Linked DNA regions of Homo sapiens: region 1 is linked to region 2. A link is a contact called in ENCODE Hi-C or POLR2A ChIA-PET data. All regions are on one chromosome and are shown on one strand. Each heading gives the region's core, a stretch centred on a gene start or an enhancer-like site at or near the end of the contact. The rest is flanking DNA. Distances are from core to core; before and after follow the strand shown. Region 1 has its middle 55 kb from the start of RRAS2. Region 2 has its middle 13 kb from the start of RRAS2.

Evidence for each region. Hi-C counts contacts between places; a loop is a spot of excess contacts on that map. ChIA-PET counts read pairs that join two places held with the same protein, here RNA polymerase II (POLR2A). Pooled maps may share reads with other maps.
Region 1: a loop to region 2 is called in a map of prostate gland, with 2.4 times the contacts of the local background. The contact joins two enhancer-like sites. A Hi-C loop is called at or near these places in 18 of 168 maps with a recorded cell type or tissue (IMR-90, Right ventricle myocardium inferior, aorta and 10 more), 4 of 37 single-sample maps with no recorded cell type and 25 of 50 pooled maps. POLR2A ChIA-PET finds 5 or more read pairs at or near these places in 16 of 52 experiments (A549, A673, AG04449 and 12 more).

The regions. Positions count from the first base shown.
Region 1 is chr11:14,410,856-14,417,788 of GRCh38, reverse strand. No RefSeq gene overlaps it. Among named protein-coding and RNA genes, the nearest start is that of RRAS2, 55 kb to the right of the region's middle. Within about 2 kb of position 2,453, at least 5 of the 41 ENCODE cell types and tissues checked have a DNase peak (open chromatin) inside an H3K27ac peak, as active enhancers do.
Region 2 is chr11:14,368,986-14,375,921 of GRCh38, reverse strand. No RefSeq gene overlaps it. Among named protein-coding and RNA genes, the nearest start is that of RRAS2, 13 kb to the right of the region's middle. Within about 2 kb of position 1,526, at least 7 of the 41 ENCODE cell types and tissues checked have a DNase peak (open chromatin) inside an H3K27ac peak, as active enhancers do.

The DNA of each region.
Region 1 (6,933 bases), core at 1,204-3,703, 41 kb before region 2:
CCCTCATTGTCCAGAGACGGCTGTGTCACTGTGTCCTGAGCAACTGTGACAACATGCTTCCTTGTTCACATTCATCTAACAGAGAAAAAAATCTCCTCCCCAAACAGAAATATAAACCCTTCCTTTCAATATGCTTAGGCTAGTTTAGGGTATGTGCCTGCTTCTGGACCAATGACAGTGATCAGGGGGATTCCCTATGTTGATTGGCTTAAGCCTGGCTTCCTAACACACTCACTGGTAAGTGGAGTTGGATAGCCATAATTGACCTAGACTAATTGGGATCTAACAGGATCCACCTCTGGGATTAGAGATTGAGCCCAGCTTTCTCCTCATCACACGGCAGCATCTTGGCAAAGGGAGAAGGGTTCTGTGAGAGAGAAGGAAGGAATAACTGGATGTTGGCTGGACAATCAACTGCATCTTTTGTGATGATTCCTATTGCATTTTTTTGCATGTGAGTTCACATGGGTCTTTTAAGGCCATGGCTCAAATGGTTCCTTCCTGGTGAGGCTGACAATGGAATCAGCTACAGAGAATAGCACATGGCTCCCACCTCTCTCCCTCATTCCTCTCCTCTGCGCTTCCTGTCGCCCTCGCTCAGCATTAGTTTTATCTAAAGTTTTATCACCACCTGACATGTCATACTTTTAGCTTTACTTGTTTATTATGTCTTCTCCCTCTAAAATATAAATTACATGAGAGTAGAGGTTTGGAGTTGTTCAGTTTTGTACTTCTAATGTCTAGAAGAGTCCTGGCCCACAGTATGCACAACATAACAATTTGTTGAGTGAATAAAGTCTTCTAATCAGAGCCAGACTCCTTGGATCATCTCAGAGGTTGTCACCCAGCTATGGGGCCTGGGAATGGTCTCTGCTTTCACAGCTTCGTTTCTCCTCTTTCTGCTCTGTCTCTCTATCTATTTGCCCCTTGTCTATTCCTCAGTCTCTCTAATATCCATCTGCTGAGTAGGCTCATATTTGTCATTTTGCTTTCTTCCTACACAGCATTGATTGCAAATCTTTTTCTTCTCCCTTTTCATGCTGACTACCTCTTATTCTCTACATGCAAAATATTAAATATTTTGTGTTCAAATAAAGCTAAAAGAGCTGAGTGACCCTTATATCCTGCAAATATTTAAGACAGGACATCTCATTTTTTTGAGAACTTCATTTATGTTTTTACATACGTGTTTGAGAAATCCATACGGAGTGTATTACTGTAGGTGCTTCCATGTCTACCATTCCATGGCTTCCCGGATTTGTATCCTCTTTTTTTTTTTTTTTTTGAAACAGGGTCTCACTCTGTCACCCAGGCTGAGTGCAGATGTGTGATCATGGCTCACTGCAGCCTCGACCTCCCTGGCTCAAGTGATCCTCCCACCTCAGCCTCCTGAGTAGCTGGGACTACAGGCCCACACCACCACACCCGGCTAATTTTTTATTTTTTGTAGAGATGGAGTCTTGCTGTGTTGCCAAGGCTAGTCTAAAACTCCTGGGCATAAGTGACCCTTCCACCTTGGCCTCCCAAAGAGCTGAGATTATAGATGTGAGCCACTGTGCCTGGCCCTGGGTTTGTAACCTCTTTGAAGTCCTCTTTAGTATGAATATTTTTAAATTTTAAGAGAAAAGCCTCTGCTTTCTCCCATACCACTCCCACCCTAAAATCTGTCTGCCTCTAGTAAGGGACATGTAAGAAGGCATTGTTTTCTTATGTGATATTTTCTGACTGTAGGACTGGACAAAGGAACAATGATAAAAATAACAATAGAAAATATGTATTTGTCTAGCACTTTACAATAAACTGTTACCATTGTTCTTTTCTTAATTATAAAATTCATATGAGCTTACAAAATATTACTTTTTTTTTTTTTTTTTTTTTTTTTTTTAGCAAGGCTCTGTCTCCCAGGCCAGAGTGCAGTGGCACAGTTTGGGATCACTGCAACCTCTGCCTCATTGGTTCAAGCGATTCTCCTGCCTCAGCCTTCCAAGTAGCTGGAACTGTAGGAGTACGCCACTACGCCCGGCTAATTTTTGTATTTTTAGTAGAGATGGGGTTTCACCACGTTGCCCAGGCTTGTCTCAAACTCCTGACCTTAAGTGATCCTCCTGCCTCAGGTTCCCAAAGTGCTGGGATTACAGGTGTGAGCCACTGCACCTAGCCTACAATTTTTTTTAGTGGGATCGCATTGCACCATGGTGTTATTGGGCTTTCAGAGACTGAGAGAGGTTATCTAATAGATATGGCTAGGAGGTGGAAGAGCCAGAACTAGAACCTGGGCCCTGTCATCCCAAAGCCTTTGCTCTTCTCAGTGCCCCCGTTCCAGGCATTCAACTTGGCCTTCGCCTCCCTCTCTGATGATGTGAACGTGTAAGTGGGTGTTAGTTGTTAGGCTTACTTGATGACTCAGAACAGCTGCCTTCCCCTCTGAGGTCGGGGGTAACCCCAGGTAGGTACTGCCCACCCAGGAGCCTGTGGCTTCCTGCCTTCTTCAGTTCAAGGGTTTATCAGATAAGGCGGAGCCTTAAAATGCTCATATTTCCCAGAACACATAGTTTGATTTGACAAGCACAGGCTGCAAAGACTGACCAGAGGACAGGGAGTGTGTGGTCATGGGTAAATAGCAGTGGAGACTGGAAGAGTCCAGGGCTAACAGCCTCTTCCTCCAGTCCAGCATCTGTACCCCCAGGGCCTCAGTATCTATAACTAGTGAGCCTATGTCCCCAGATAGGGGTCCCTCCTCCACCAGAAAGTGAACTTTAGAAAGCCAGATGGTCTCAGCCCTCACAGGCTTCCAGGAAACCTCAACAATTCTAAGAAGACCCCATTTCCTGCTTCACACCCAGAGCCTGAGTCTTTGGTGGGGAAAGGGAGGGAAGCCTGTGCCACCCCCTGCTCCCTCCACCTCCGATCCTTGCCCTAGGCAACCCCTCTGTTTGAACAACTTCTCATAGAGACAGCACATCTCTATGGGGTGTTGAGAGGGGGCCTCCCAGCTTATCCAGACTCTAGGATCCCCCTCTTCTCTGGGATACCTTTCACACCCATGTCTCCTAACCCAGATCCTTCTGTTACTCCCGAGCTAAAGACAGGCCCTAGAGGTGAGCCAAAGCAACTGACAGCCCTAAAGGCATTTCAATGTGGTTATGACATTTAATAAATCAATGTTTCCCCGTATGGAAGTCATATAGCATTGGTAGGACAGAAAATAATTTTAAGTTTCCACATGAATATCAGCATTAAAGAATATTTAATTACCCCCTTTTTCATTCCTTTTCAATACTTTTGATTATATCAAGAAGAATGTCTCCATTAGGTGCTAGTAGTTCTTTAACATCCCTCTGATACCAGTAAGACTCACCATGAAGAAAAGAAGAGAGGGCATAAATAAATAATATTAAAAATAAAAACAGGATTATAGCAAGCACTTTCTATATAATGTTTTAAAAGATAACCTTTCAAAAGCAACAACATTGTTTACGTGTAGAAATAAATCTCATAAAAGATGTACGCCTAGTCTTTATCAAGAAAATTATATAATTTTAATGAAAACTATAAAGTAAAACCTAAACAAATAAGATCCAGCATGGATGGGAAGAAAACTCAATATGATAAAGATGTCAGTTCTTCCAAATTATTCTAGAAATTTAATGCAATCCCAATCAATATTCTGAATGTGTGTGTGTGTGTGTGTGTGTGTGTGTGTGTGTGTGTGTTTAATTTTTCTAGCTGATTCTAAAACTTATTTGGAAGACCAAACAGAGCTGCTATTTTATATTTTATATAGGGTGGCCTGGGAAGGCCCTTCTGAGGAATGATGTGTGAGGAATGAAGCATTCTAGGTAGGTTGAGCCAAGGCTTTGAGGTAGCAGCTTGCTTGGAATGTTCCAAGAATACGAGGTCAGTGTGGCTGACTGAATGAATGGCAGAAATGAGGTCAGAGAAGTAGCCAGGGGCCAGATGACATGGGGCCTTGTGGACTGCGGTAAGAGCTCCGAAATTTACTCTGTAATGGGAGGCTGTTTGATTTTTTGAGCAAAGAGTGATCCAATTTAATTTGAACATTAAAAATGTTTGAAAGAGCTGAAAATATTAAGTAAGCCTCTGTGTGGGCGGTATGGAAATGCAGTTAAAACTGTGAAGGAGGCACATGAATGACTGAAATTTTGAAAATTCTGCATGAAGTAATTCCTTAAGTCACAGATTTGGTCTTTCTAATTTAGCTGAGCCCAAACAGAATGGGAAAGGAATCTGAGTTCTTGGAGCCAATGCTGACAAATGTGTGGGAGGGGCAGGCCAGGCCCAAATCTTCTTCCTGCTGCTTTGGCTCATGGTGGATGTCCCAGGGAATCCCCCCAGTGGCTGGACCTCCAATTACAGCCTCCCAGAGAGTGAGTCCAAAAAGCAGCTACTCTGAAAAACATCACAGACCTCAAAACTAGTGAGATTTAAAGAAGGTTAGAGCTGAATGGGACTCCAGAGAGAATAATAAAAATGAGAAATTATAATAACACGTGCATGTCCCTAAAGACAATCATTATCTTCTCTCAAAAACTGTTCCTTCTCTGGCATTCCCTAGTCCAGTAAATGGCACATTATTCACTCAGTCAGCCAACAAAGTTTTATTAAGCCTATACTATATGTCAGTATTGGATTCTCTCTAACAAGCAAAATTGACATAGGCTCTGCCCTCATGGAGCTACCAGTCTGATATGGGGAGAGAGACAGTAAACAAGTTATTACAAAACACTTAGCACTGTGAAAGAAATAAATAGAGTAGTGTGGTAGAGCAAGGATCAGCAAACTAAACAGAGGTCATATATGGCTTACTGTCCTTTTTTTGTAAATAAAATTTTATTGGAACACAGACATACTCATTTGTTTATATATTGTCTATGCTTGCTTTCATGCTACAATGGCAAGTTTGAGTAGCTTGTAACAGAGACTTATAGCCTTCAAAGCCTAAAATAGTTACTATCTGGCCATTTACAGGATAAGTTTGCCTACCACTATTATAGAAGATAATGGGATTATTGGTGAATGACAAACAAAATTAAAACAAACAAAAACAAAACAAAAGAAGATAATGGGGGAGCCGGTCTCCCAGTAATGTCCAATAGAACTTTCTGAAATGATGGCAGTGTCCTGTATCTGTGCTGTTCATTATGGTAACCACCAACCACATGTAACTATTGGATTTGTCGCACTTGGGTTTAGCTTCCCACTTCCACTTCTCCAGTCAGTTTTGGCCAAAGGGTGATAGGGTCACATGGTAAAAACAGGGCTTCCCTTAGCTGCCTTTTGCAGAGACAAGGAGCGGAGTATTTACCCTTAGGAAGGGCTGTGGGTGTAACAGTGGAGTTAGTTGATGTGTTAACTACCATCCTGTAATGTCTGCATTAGCTAGGTGCCCGAATCTGTGATGCTATGATTCTCCCTGAGGCTTTGGCTCTTGGGGGGCCTGGATCTGTGACCTAAATTAACTCCCTCTATAGCCAGAAGTTCCCAGATGGTTATGATTGCTTGGTTGGGGCAAACACATTCTTTTCCCTCCATGCCCCCAACCAGACCTCCTCTATTCCTTCCCCCATTTAGAGACACTTCAGCAAGGGAGGGAAGGACAAAGCCTCCCACATGTGGGTCTCAGAGCCACAAAGAATAGTGCAGTCCCTTGGGAGGAAGCCTGCTGCAGAGGCTGCTGGAGAATTTCTGATTTTCTGCTTTGGGTCTTAATAACTCAGGGATGATGTGGTCAGGGCCTAAGGGGATCATTTTGTAATTTCACCCCTGACAGCATTGGCTTGGGCTCTGATGCTTGGGCCATCTCTGACTCAGAGCTGAGTTAAATAATTAAATCTGCTGCCTCCCAAATTTGGCAGGGATGGGGGTGGGTGGTGGCTGCACAGGTCCTGTGAATCTCCTAGGCAGGCAGAATGGGTTTTACTTAGCCATGTGGCAGGGGAGGGAGGCCTGGAAATTTTCCATTTCCAGTACACCTTCCCTAACTGCTCCGAATGCCTAAAAATAAGCCAGTGGACCCTTACCTTACCTGGAGGCTTTGTTTCCAATGAAAAGCAACTCCCTATACTGCCCAAGACTGTCCTTGGAGTTAGCATCAGTCCTATGGGCTTTAGAGAGGACTGAGTTTCATGTCCTTTCCTCCTATTGGGTATGGAAAGGGAGATAGCAGGGAACCATGAGAGCCCTAGAGTAATGTGTGCATGTGAGTGTGTGTGTGAGTGTGTGAGAGCATATGTGTGTGAGCGCACGCATGTGTGTGTGTGTGTGTGTGTTGGGGATAGATGTGGGAGGTGGGATTGAAAGAAGAAACATGTTCAGAATTGGGGCTGAGTAGCACTCAATGCAGATGTTCGCAGGGCTATACCTCTAATAAAAACCCATGTCTTATCCTGGCTGTGCCACTCATTCTCTATATCCTTGATTGAGCAAGTCTCTTAATCTCCCTGGGCTTCAGTTTCCTCATTTGTAAAATGAAGTGATTGGGTGAGGAAGTATCCAAGGGTCCTTCCAGTTCTGCGTCACTGGACCGGAAACACATCCCTTCTGGAGGAGGGCTGGTGAGGGGAGGCAAGTTCCAGTGGAATCTCTCCTTTCAGGCTTTCAAATAGCAAGAACAGTACAGCAGCACACGCCCAGGAGGAAAGGTGTGGGCGGTCTCACAGGGAAGCACAGACTGCCCTGAATCTGGCCCCTGCAAGTCTCACCTCCAGTCCAATTAGAAAACGGTGTCCCTTCTTCAAGACATGTTACTTCGGTTTACCAGAAAATTGTCTTAATAACTCTACAGATCTACAATGCCTGAAATGTGAAGAGCACTCCTCAGAGCTCTGCAAAGCACAGTGGCCTGCCATGCTATCACATGCTCTGCCATGGGCAGGTTGCAGGCTTAGGAGGTACTGGGTGCCATAAAGACCT
Region 2 (6,936 bases), core at 277-2,776:
TCTTTGCTTTAATGCTTTGAAAGTTACCATTCCTTCAAAGATCTGATAAATAGTAAATTCAATTTCCTGCAGTTTTTCCGTGATTTGGCTTTTCTATGTTTAACTCTTTAATAGTCTAAGATATATTTTTGTTTATGGTATAGAGGTATGAATCTAAATTATTACTGGCTTTTAGATTCATATGCTTTTGTGAATACCAAAACACCCGGGCTTATTGGGTGTCTTTGTTTTGCTTTGTTTTGGGTTTTTGTAACGCAAAGAAAATTTCCCAGGGAGCCATGCCTTGTTATTCAGAGAAATGTGAGTAAAATGGAAAAAGAAACTTTTAGATAGAAACAAAGACAGAAGGAGAGAACAATTGGAACAGAGACAGAAAAGCTGAGATAGAGACTAAAACAGAAACAAAGATAAGTGAAGGAGCAAAGAGCAACAAGCCAAGGGAGGGAGACTAAGATCTAGAGGAGGAGAGGGCTTTGTGTCTAGGCTTGGAGCTTGGATTGCTCACTGAGGCTGTGGGGCTAAGGTGATGTTCAGGGGCAGCAGTGGAGGATCTCCCTTGGCCCCACTACCCGAATCCAGTTTTAGACTGTCCCTGGATCTGGGGAGGCCCCACATACTATTGGGGGACTTCAGTTCCCCATTATTCTCCAGCTGGCTCAAGGTCTGGAGGATCTCAGGGCTTGGAGAAAAGTATCTTTCCTCTGCCCTCTCCTTAGTCCTCCTTCTTGCCAGTTTGTCTTCAGCCTAGCATTCTAGGAAGGACAAGATCCTTAATACCAGCCATCTAAAATGGCCACAGGTGGGGCTGTAGAGTCCAACTATCTCAGTCTGGCTCTGAAGTCCCATTCTCCCACCCCACATTACTTCCATCCCAGTCTGTTTCCTGGAGCTTAGCCCCCTAAATCTCTCCCAGTGTTCCAGCCAGCACCCTTTCTTCACTGTTACCTGTAGCCATTGGCTGAAGACTTTTGGGTTCCATGTACGAAGGTGAAAAATCATTTATCGAACACCTACCATGAGTGAGTCACTGGACTAGGTTCTCAATATAATTAGCTTAATTCTCACAATGGTCTTGTGAGATAGTATCCTTATCAGAGGGGTTAAGTAATTGTGCCCATCAATAAAGGGTAGATCTGGGATTCAAACCTTGGGCCTAATTCCAAATCTTATAGTTTTTTTCCCCTGTGTCAAGCTTTTGGGCTTATAAAACATCTCCACTAGAAATTGTCTTCCCTAGAATGCCTTCCTCTTGATCTCTGCCTATCTAGATGACATATTCCCATCACTGTACTGTACAGGGCTATTCTTCTACTTCTGATTGCATGTAGCTCAGGCTTCATTTGACACGGGGGCCTTATTTATAGCCTGTCTCCTATGCTTACCTAAGTATTGTGATATTTTTGTCTTGTCTCCTCAACTGAGTTATAACCTAGCACTGTGTATTTTACTTCTTTGGACTTCCTGCATTGCCTCACACTGTGCTGCCAACTGTTGGCTCATTCATTCACTCACCAAATATTTTCTGAGAAACCTCTATGTGCCAGGCACTGAGCCAGGGGCTACAAAGGCAAAATGATCTGTACTTTCAAGAACTTTCAGCTTAGTGCACAAAAAATGTGTTTACTAGATGTTTGTCAAAAATATTTTCCAAACCAGTTTTGATAGATTCCCTCCCTGTAGTATGGCATTGTCATGCTGTAGTCACAGAAAGATGTGGACTCTATGCTCTGGCTCTGGCATGAAAATCTGTACAAAGGGGCCAAAGACCAAATGGCTATCCTTCCTGCTTACTAGAGTACTTTCAGGCCTGGACCTTGGGCGATGACCCCTTATTCAATGCTCTTATCACCTCTTATCAAGGTCTGAATCTTTAATAGATAGCACTGAGGGGATGTTGGCACATATCTTGCCTTGGGGTCAGATAGACCTGGAATTCAAGTTCTGCTTAAGTGACCTTCAGCCAGTCCCTTCAGCTCTCTAGCCTTAGTCTCCTCACCTATAACATGTACATTCTAATCTCATAGCAGGTTCACAGGATAGGTGAGATGTTATTTATAATGAGAGCTTCCAAGTCCCCCAACTGTGACTTTGGGATCTTCAACAACTTAACCTGTCTTTTATTCTTTCTACCTCTCTGATTAATTAACACATTATCTAAACCTTTAAAGCTCTAGGTGGCTGTTGGTACACATTTGTTGGACATATTGCAATTTGTAGTTTTGTGGTTTGTAGTTACATCTAACTTTACACAAATAAATGTGTTTCTGAAATGACTCAAAATAACTTTCTGAATATAAAATCTTTTTCCACATTCATTTTTTAAAGGTTTCAATTAAGTCATTTTTTTCTGAATAGGTAATTCACTCACATAGCTCACAATTCAAAAGGCACCAAAGGGTTTATATAAGAAAAGTTTCCTGGCCAGGCACAGTGGCTCACGCCTGTATTCCCAGCACTTTGGGAGTCCGAGGCGGGTGGATCACAAGGTCAGGAGATCGAGACCATCCTGGCTAACACGGTGAAACCCCGTCTCTACTAAAAATATAAAAAATTAGCTGGGCGTGGTGGCACATGCCTGTAGTCCCAGCTACTCGGGAGGCTGAGGCAGGAGAATGGCATGAACCCGGGAGGCGGAGCTTGCAGTGAGCTGAGATTATGCCATTGCACTCCAGGCTGGGCGCCAGAGCAAGACTCCATCTCAAAAAAAAAAAAAAAAAAAGGAAAAAATCCAAAGTACTTCAAAATGTGAAAAAAATTCCACATCAAAATGCAGTCAAATGCAGTCAAAATGCAGTAAAAACTCTACTAAAAATACAAAAATTAGCCAGGTGTGGTGGTGGGCACCTGTAATCCCAGCTACTCGGGAGGCTGAGCCAGGAAATTGCTTGAACCCAGGAAGCAGAGGTTGCGGTGAGCCAAGATTGCACCACTGCACTCCAGCCTGGGCAACAAGAGGAAACTCCAAAGAAAAAGAAAAAAAAGAGAAAAGTTTCCCAGTTTCTTATTCTTCCAGAAAGAAAATCTGTGATTACAATCAAATACATGTTTGTTTATGCTCCCCCCTTTCCACAAATGGTAGTGTATCACACATGCTGTTTGGTATCTTGTTTTTTCATTTAAATAAATCTTGAAGATTGTTCCAAGTTAGCAGGCATTTTTTTTTTTTTTTTTTTTTTTGCTGCATAGTATCTCATTGTATCAATGAACTTTGATTTATTTAACCAGTTCCCTATTAATGGGCATTTAAATTGTGTCAGTCTCTTGCTATCACAAATAGTGGTTCAGTGAATAACATTATATAAGTTATTTTGCACATGTGTGAATATACTTGTTAAAATTGTTATTAGAATTAGATTTGCCAGGTCAAAGGACATGTAAATTTGTAACGTTGCTAGACATTGCCCACTCCCGGGGACTATTTATATCTTGATTGAGGTTCCTCCAGAACAACCTATCTTTGTGACAATGATTCTAGTGCATTTGTATATTTGGGAGGTGCAGGGAACACCAGAAAGCTGGGGGAGAGGGAATGACGCAGGGATGGGAAGGCAGCCATTAAAGGGATGTGTTATTAAGCCAGATACTACAGTGAATAATTCTGAGAAATGGTGCAAAATACTTACTTCTGGAATTTCCTTATCAAAGGTGAAGAAGGTGAAACTCCCAGGAGTCATAGGAGGAAAGCTGCTCTGGGATGTGGAGGTGTGAATTGGGATAATACCCTGGCCTGGCCTGCTGGTGGCCAGCACGGACTTCCACAGTTCAGAAAAAAAATCCCTCAGGTAAAGAGATAAAATTCCATGAGGCACTGGGCCACTGAGGAAAATGGAAGGTCCTAGGATATGGGCTGAGCTCAATCAGCAATAAATTAAAGTGTCTTTCCTCAGACTTTCACTCAATAGTGTTACCAAATATTTCATCTTGCCTATTTTGTAGGGGGAAAATAGTACTTATAAAACAAAAAGTAGTAACTCTAGGTAGTTTCAATTTTCATACATTATAATTCACATCAACTTTTAAAATAATTTAAGCCGGGCACAGTGGCTCACGCCTGTAATCCTAGCAGTTTGGTAGGCCAAGGTGGGCAGATCACCTGAGGTCAGGAGTTCAAAACCAGCCTAGCCAACATGGTGAAACCCCGTCTCTACTAAAAATACAAAAATTAACTGGACTTCATGGCATGCACCTGTAATCCCAGCTGCTTGGGAGGCTAAGGCAGGAGAATTGCTTGAACCTGCAAGATGGAGGTTGCATTGAGCTGAGAGTACGCCACTGCACTCCAGCATGGGCAACAAAGCAACACTCTGTCTCAAAAAAAAAAATTAAACTCATATTTAATACTTTCCTAATAAAGAAGTGTTACATGTTCTAGAAAATCATCACACTCTCATCCCACCCTGTGAGTAGGTGTTATTACTTTCATTTTAAAAAACTAAAGAGAGGAATGAAACACTAAAGGGGCTTAGTGATCTGCCCCAAACCAGTCAATTTGTCTGTGGTGAGGATGGGTTTTCTTAGTTTAAAACCCATGCATGCTCTGTCTGTTATGCCAAGCTGCCCTTTCAAAAAACTTTTATCTTCCAAGTGGGATAAAACAGAACAGCCACTTAACCTCTCTGTTTCTTAATCTATGAAACAAAGGGTAGAGAACCTCTGTTGTTAGTGCCCACCAGCATTCATTTGTCATTTTCTAAAAGCACCTTTATGTAGCTCTATCCCTCACCCATTTTCAGTCTGGATAGCTCATGTGGAGTTAACCTCACTTGCATCTCCAGGTACCTCTGGAGTACTTAAGGAAACTTCTGACCCAAGCCTGGCTGATGAGAACATCAGAACAGTTGTTGGCTCAGGGACACGGGCATTCAGCTCAAATCCGTCCAGTTGGAGCTAATGAGAATCAATTCCAGGTCTTATTTTATTTGTTTTTTGAATGGTTTGGAAAAGAACAGTCAGGAGAGATAAAACCTCTTTCTTTTCTTCAGAAACTGCTTAGAGAAGTGGTTCTCAAAATGTGGCTCCTGGGAATTTGCTAGAAATGAAAATTCTCAGTTGTTACCCAAGTCCTGCTGAATTAGGGACTCCAGGGGTGGGGCCCAGCAATCTGTGCTTTAACAAGGCCTCCAGGTGATTCTGAATAGTGCTCACGTTTGAGAAACACTGGCTTAGGGAAAATATAAGTGGAGTCATCTTGCCAACACCAGAGGAAACCCCCCTTATGACTAGAGCCATGCAGAACAGAGCTGAGAGATACAGAGTTCTGAAGGCATCATTTGAGTCTATGAGTCTAGTAGTGCTTGAACTTAAATTGACTGTTATATCATTTAGCTATATGAACCAATAACCTTTTCTTTTTTTAACAGGTTGGGTATCCCTTATCTAAAATGATTGGAACCAGAAGTGTTTCAGATTTCAGATTTTTTTGGTTTCTGGAGTATTTGCTTTCTTTTTACCGGCTGAGCATCCCTAATTGGAAAATCTGAAATCTGAAATGCTCCAATGAGCATTTCCTTTGAACATCATGTTGGTGTTCAAAAAATTTCAGATTTTGAAGCATTTCAGATTTTGGATTTTCAGATTAGGAATACTCAGCCTGCATTTCAGTTTGAGTTGGCTTTGTCACTAGCAACCAAACAAGATCTGGCTGTCAAGAGCAACACTTATTCTCCTAATGTTTCCAAGTGGAGAGATTTCCTTTGAGAAGCGGTTCTCAAAGTGTGGTCCCTAGATAACCGTCTCATGTGGGAATCTGTTTAAAAACACAGTTTATCAGGCCCTACTGCAGGGTTCTGGGAGTGGACGCCAGCAATCTGTGGTATAACAAGCTCGCCAGGTGACTCTGATGCTTACTAAAATTTGAAAATCACTAGAGCAGAATTCCTGGCCTCTCTTTCCACCCCTTATTCATTCTTCTCCATGAAGAAGATATGAATTATCTAATTAGTAAGTTTGGCATGGTTAGTTTAATGCCTTCTCTTTCTTCTCTTTGGGAGCCAGCTTGATTAAAGGGGACAGTTATTCTGTTCCTCTATGTGCCACAACAGAGGCAGATCCCCATAAGATAAGGCCAGCAGTCTTTCCAGCACTGCCTGTAACTAGGTGGGAAGTTTATTCTGGGAACAGTGTAAGCAAGCCCATTTGACCTCACTTCTAAACCATATCTCCCAGTCTAGCTCTTATCAGTCATAAAGCTGACATATTGATCCCCATCTGTTGGTTTTCTGTGCCCTATTTCTCAGTTGGTTCAGAATGTGGGTGAAAAGAGAGTTGTTATTTAGTGAGCCCCTAGTGCCTGACTAATATAGGCAATCTCTCAGTCCCTTACCCTTCTAATATTCTAGGATGCCATGTTCCACACTCTCTCCAGGGATCCTGAGTGCTCTGGGGAAGAAAACCTTGTTTGTTCTCACCAGATCACTGATGTTGCATCTGTGGGAGTCAGAAGTATCCCTTGCCCCATGGGCACAGAAGGGAAGATTGCAATCATAAAGCATTTCCTTTCTGTTCTCTCCTGAAACAGTATAATTCTGTGAGGCAGGAATGGGGCCTAAAAACCACTGCATTTTAAAAAGCTTCCTAAGAGCTCTCTACCTTGTTTAATTATCAGGTTCTGCCAGCTGTCTAACCTAAATCTATATGGCTACTCTTGAAGCTATGCCCACTGTTCTGGAGGTTAGAAATGTCTTAGTCTGTGTTTGAAAAAAGATAGGACTTCCCTCTTCCCCTTTCCACTGTGTTGTTCTTTTCTGAGTTCTTCATGAATCTTTTTTTTTTTTTTTTTGAGACCGCGTCTCCCTCTGTTGCCCAGGCTGCAACGTAGTGGCGCAATCTTGGCTCACTGCAACTTCTGCCTCCCAGGTTCAAGCGATTCTCCTGCCTTAGCCTCCTGAGTAGCTGGGATTACAGGCGCCCGCCACCACGCCCAGCTAATTATTGTAG